Regions from separate parts of the Homo sapiens genome. Here region 2 is linked to region 1. Evidence: chromatin loops called from intact Hi-C (ENCODE). Cell type or tissue: Calu3. All regions are shown on one strand. Links, peaks and the distances in the headings refer to the core of each region. The heading gives the core; the rest is flanking DNA. Region 1 overlaps DISC1 (DISC1 scaffold protein). Region 2 overlaps DISC1 (DISC1 scaffold protein).

What was found. Hi-C counts contacts between places; a loop is a spot of excess contacts. Peaks named below come from ENCODE experiments on the same cell type or tissue, not always from the same donor. Only the 100,000 strongest peaks of a DNase experiment are listed, where the experiment ranks them.
Region 2: a loop joins it to region 1, with 7 times the contacts of the local background. A loop is called at or near these places in 3 of 110 quality-filtered maps.

What each region holds. Positions count from the first base shown.
Region 1 is chr1:231,755,278-231,758,095 of GRCh38, reverse strand. All of the region lies in intron 4 of DISC1 (DISC1 scaffold protein), which reads right to left. All of the region lies in intron 8 of TSNAX-DISC1 (TSNAX-DISC1 readthrough (NMD candidate)), which reads right to left. Among named protein-coding and RNA genes, the nearest start is that of DISC2, 62 kb to the left of the region's middle. In Calu3, for the core only: a CTCF peak has its summit at 1,123 (motif pointing left); a DNase peak (open chromatin) is centred at 1,105.
Region 2 is chr1:231,827,137-231,829,954 of GRCh38, reverse strand. All of the region lies in intron 9 of DISC1 (DISC1 scaffold protein), which reads right to left. All of the region lies in intron 12 of TSNAX-DISC1 (TSNAX-DISC1 readthrough (NMD candidate)), which reads right to left. The region is part of intron 1 of LOC105373170 (a long non-coding RNA gene); the gene reads left to right. Among named protein-coding and RNA genes, the nearest start is that of DISC2, 10 kb to the right of the region's middle. In Calu3, for the core only: no CTCF peak of the experiment used is centred there; a DNase peak (open chromatin) is centred at 1,544.

The DNA of each region.
Region 1 (2,818 bases), core at 181-2,680:
AACCTCCTAGAAAAGAAAAAAAAAAACAGTGTGGAGCATGCCTCAGAACTGTTCCCTAAGAGGCTGGGTAGGCTGGGGCATTATCCACCCCCACCCCTCCTCACACAGGTTCCGAGAACACCTGTGCAGACAGGCCTGATAAACCTGTTGGGTGCCTGAGTGGAAAGCCGACTGTGAGCACGGTTCCCAGTTGTGGAGGGAATCGGAGGGAGGCCGAGGGATTGGGACACAGGGCACCCAAACTGTCCGCTGCAGCATTGTCTAAGGAACTCACTTCTGATGTGTTGCTGCCCCGTAAACCAGGGAAAAAGGAATTAGAGAGACCTAGCAGGGCAGAGAGGGTCTATTATAGGGTGGCCTGAGCATATACCATTTGTTGTGGCAAAGATACATGAACTTCCCACAGGAATCAAGAGGATATCACAAAAGTTATTCCTCCAACAAGCAAATCCACTGGGCCAGAGGACCCCACAGAAGAGGGGTCAAATGATTTGAGTACCGATATCTGCCCTCAGAGGAACCTAGTTAACCCCTGAAGATAGTTAAAGCTCTCTTGGCTGCTGGCAGGATCTGAACATAACCCAGGGTGCTCTTCTACACGAGTTCAGAGGATTAAACAGTGTTTCTCAAAAGCTGAATTAAATTGTGATTTTTAAGAACAAAGTGACAACAAAAATAATAAAACATAAAGGATCTGATTGTATCTGGATGTTTACAGCTTCTTAAATCTTATCCTAAACTAAATTTTATTAACCTGGGAACCAAAGACCCTCTAAGGAGTGAACGAATAACTCAGGAGATCTGTGAGTCTCCTGAAAATACACTCAATAGTTTTCATATATGTACATGTGTACACGTGGTTTTGCAATAGAGGAAGTCCATAGCTTTCATCAGCTTCTCAAAATAAATAAATACTTGATCCCAAAAAGGTTAGCAGGCACTTATTTGAGTTATTAATTAGTATTTAACATTGTTCATGTTGATACAACTATTTTATTTCTACAGGAAAAGCACCACTCATTCAAAAATATTATATATACCCCTTGACTCGGAGAGCCTGTGAGAGCGGTTTCTGTCCAGGCTCTGGGCTGTGTGAGCTTCAGCCTGCCACCATGGCCCCCTGGTGGTCACTGTGAAAACAGCAGTGGGTAGCTGGCACACTGAAAGGCAGGTTTTAAAAAAATTTTAGCAACTAGGTAATTGTGTTAATATGCATTAGAAAAATTTCAGAAAGTTAATTTCAACTCATTATTTTCTAGTTACGGTAATAATACATAAATAACTTTAGTTTAGAAACCAGTGATCTAATTTAACCCCCTCATTTTCTGATGAAGGGAGTGGAGTTTGGAGAGGTTCAATAACTACACCAAGCCATATACAGCTGGTTGGTGGAAGAGAAAGGACCAGAAATGACCTCCTATCCAAGGTTCTGTCAAGATTCTGTGCAACTCCTTCTTGCTGGCAATTTCAGAAGAAAAGCTGAAGGAGCATTTTCCTCTAGGGCAACTGAATCCCAATAAAGTGAAGTCAGTCTCTCTCTCTCTCTCTCTCTCTCTCTCTCTCTCTCTCTCTCTCTCTCGATATTCACATATACGTTTGTGAACCTATATATAGCTACATATGCATATGTGTCACATTCACACATTCAATGAATATAGAATACAGATTATGGGCCAGACACTATTCTAGTCTCTAGAAATAGAAAGATAAATATAATACAGTCTTGTCCTCAAGGAGCTTATCATCTGTCAGAGTAAACAGATATTCAAGAAAACAGATGTATTTAAGACCTAAGCAGAAGTGAAGTCATTCAAGGTATGCTGTCATTCAAGGGAGAGGCAGTGTGACTGATGAGCAGAGCTTTGCAAGGATATTTGTTTCACTAAGTCTGGAAGAATGGGAAATAGTTGGTAACAACAATGGGGCATGAGCAAGATCATAGAATCTAGAAACATTCAGAACATGGGGGTAACATATAATATTTCAGTAAGTGTCTATTGCAGATGCTGGTAATGTCTAGTTAAATGCTGGGCAGCTGGGCAGGGGCTGGATCGTGAAGACTTTTAATGTCATGCTAAGCAACATGAATTTTATCCTGCAAGCAATGGGGAGCCATTGAGCATAACATAATACTTCTATCATGGCCTTGTGGAAGATGAATGAGAGGTGGTAATAATGGAATCAGAAATACCAGCAAGGAGACCACTGCAATAATCCAGATTTAAAGTGTTAAAGACCAGAACTAAGGCACTGACGTGCAGGTGAGACAAGTGAGTGGAAATGAGAGAGACAGACAGTGGACACAACAGGACTTGGTGACCAATGACTGTGGGGAGGGATGGAAAGGGAGGATCCAGAGATGCCTCAGAGTCCTTGCTTGGGTAACTGGGTAAATGGCAGTGAAAGTCATTCAGACTGGGGATATAGGAGAAGGAACTGAATGGGGAGAACAACGGTAAATTTAGTTTAAAAGATAGCAAACTTAGTAAAAGGCAAGGATAAAGAGATAGTAATGTTAAGGATAAAAAGATACTAAATTAAGTAAAAATAAGGGAGATGCTCAATAGAAAACTGAATTGTGGATTGGAATTCTGGAGATAAATCAGGGCTAGAGATAGAAATTTGGGAAAAAATAGTATAGAAACAGTATCTGAAGACTCAGAGCATTTGAGACCACTGAGAAAGAAGATACAAAGTGAGAAGAGAGGAAAAGCTAGAACAGAAGACAGAAGAACAACAATATTAAAGAGAAAGGGGCTGGGCATGGTGGCTCATGCCTGTAATCCCAACACTTCAGGAGCCCAAGGTGGAAGAATTG
Region 2 (2,818 bases), core at 15-2,514, 72 kb before region 1:
TTAACAGATGACATTATCTGGTGAAATTCCTTCTCCTGGCTCATCCTGGCTCAAAAGCTCCCCCACTGAGCACCTTGTGACCCCCCCACTCCTGCCCGCCAGAGAACAACCCCCCTTTGACTGTAATTTTCCTTTACCTACCCAAATCTTATAAAACAGCCCCACCCCTATCTCCCTTCGCTGACTCTCTTTTCAGACTCAGCCTGCCTGCACCCAGGTGAAATAAACAGCCTCGTTGCTCACACAAAGCCTGTTTGGTGTCTCTTCACACGGACGTGAGTGAAACACACAATGAAAAAAAGTAGGCCGGGCATGGTGGCTCACTCTGTAATCCCAACACTTTTGGAAGCCACGGCAGGTGGATCACTTGAGCCCAGGAGTTCGAGACCACTCTAGGCAACATGGCATAATCCCGTCTCTACCAAGCCAGGCCATGGTGGCACATGCCTGTACTTCCAGCTACTCGGAAGACTGAGATGGGAGGATTGCTTGAGCCCAGGAGGTGGAGGTTGCAGTGAGCCGAGATAATGCCACTGCACTCCAGCCTAGGTGACAGAGTGAGACCCTGTCTCAAAAAAAACTTATAAAGGCACAAAAAAACAAGTTGAATGTATTAGTCAAAGATATGCAAAAACAAGGCATGAATTAAATACCACTCTGTTATTATACTAATAATCTTTTAAAAAATAATGCTTATTATTAGAAAGGATGGATTGGTAGTATCAATTAAATTGCTATAACCTGCAAATCAATCTGCAGTATGTATGAAGCCATAAAAATGACTGCATTCTTTGGGTCATTAATCCCAATCTTGGCACTTTATCTTCAGAAAAAATTCATGAAATAATCATTAAACACCTCAGAATAAGGAGGTAGTTAAGTAAGTCACAGTATATTGATCCTTGGACTGTTATGTACATAAAAAATAATAAATTGGAATATTATAATGCAACCAGGGACACAGAAGTGTATAATGAAGAGTATGGCTCTGAAGTGAGACAGATGAGTCTCATTCCAGTTCTTTACTTCCCATATACAGAAACTTGAGCCACTCTGTTAATTCACTGAGCCTCAGTTTCACACATTGGTAGATTGGGAATGATAAATTTGTCTCAAACTACAGTTACGAGGATTAACTGGTGCCATGCTCTCACTATTGTCCTATAAGGTTAAGGACAGACAGAGGATGTAAAATTGCATCCTCTTTCTCAGTACAAGTGTGTAAAAAGCTTTCCTGTACTGCAAGCACAGAAGATAATGCAAAAAAATGCAACCAGGGGCTCTGTTATAGAAGTTGCATGATAAACATTTTTCATTCATTTCAAAAATTTTATTTTATGCTAAAGGTATTTTTTGAAATAAATTAAAATTTTATCCTAGAGTAACTCCAGACATTTCATCAGCTTTGACTTCAGAGAATTTCTCTATAATCTTTAGGGGAGAATCACTTCACTTCCAAAGGCTGACAGATTTGCAGGATTCCAGACCACGGGGGAATGTCCGTGTTTGGTGACCTTCTCAGGGCAGACATGAAGTTGGCATCCAGCCACTACTGTTACTCAGTCTCTGAAAACAGTGGAGTTGGGTGAAGGGTATACAAACACTTGCCAAATTCCAATGTATATGTCTCACCCAACAAGATTGGTACATACGAAGCAAAGTAGAATGCTGGATCCAATTCAGAGTTAAAAAGAAGCCCAAGATTTCAGTCACCCTGTCCAAACCAGACAGACCATGCAATCGTAATATAATTGTATTTGGTTCTTTCTTGGGGAAGGAAAATATCAGATTTGGGGAGACTGGAAATGTAAAGCAGTCATAGTAAACATAGGAAAAGAGAGATATTCATAATGGGTTAATACACCAAAAATTAAACATCATTTTGGCAAATAAAATTTGGTTATAATTAAACCAAAAAGCAAAGTGTGTCATCAGTTGTTAATGAGTTATTAAGACTCCAGAAAGCATAATGTCAAAAGAAAAATAAAACGACATTCTATGACTATGCAGGCTTGTGGAATATGAGCATACCTGCCTCATAAATTTTTGATGATGCCAAGTCAGTAAATCCTTAAGCAATTCTTGATGGTTTCTGTACCGGCCATAAATATTAAATTGCAGTGCATTCACTCAGGGTTGTCCACCCCTACAGTGATCCAGCCCTCCCCAGTTACAGAAAAGCCTCAATGGAAAGTGGATTAGACACAGTGGCCATCCCCAAGTCCAAAACATAACAGGACTAAGGGCCCAGGGCAGCAAACACTAGCTCCTCAAAGCAGTCAGGGCAGGAAAACATTCATCAGCATGCTCTCTCTCTTTTATAAGAGCTCAGAGAATCTGAAAAATCAAATTAGCAACAAGTGATGATCTCTCCAGTAAATACCATCTCTCTTGGGTTGTTAACATATGGCAGCTTCAAAGAAAAAGTACACAGCTAAAATGGCAGGAATGTGTACAGGAAGCCATAACTCATGATAATGCCAAGAAGGAAAACAAAATATTTCTTACCAAATTAATCACTGAAAAAACTGTGACCATATAATGAGTCATATTTAGCCAAGTAAAATTAAATTCTGCAAAACCTCACAAAATCAAATTTGGTTTATAAAGAATCAACCTTCATTCCTGAAAATCCTAAATTATATAATAGTTTAAATTTTTTTTATTTATGCTGGGCGCAGTGGCTCATGCCTGTAATCCCAGCCCTTTAGGGGGCCGAGGCAGGTGGATCATGAGGTCAGGAGTTCAAGACCAGCCTGGCCAGGATGGTGAAACCCCGTCTCTACTAAAAATACAAAAATTAGCCAGGCATGGTGGC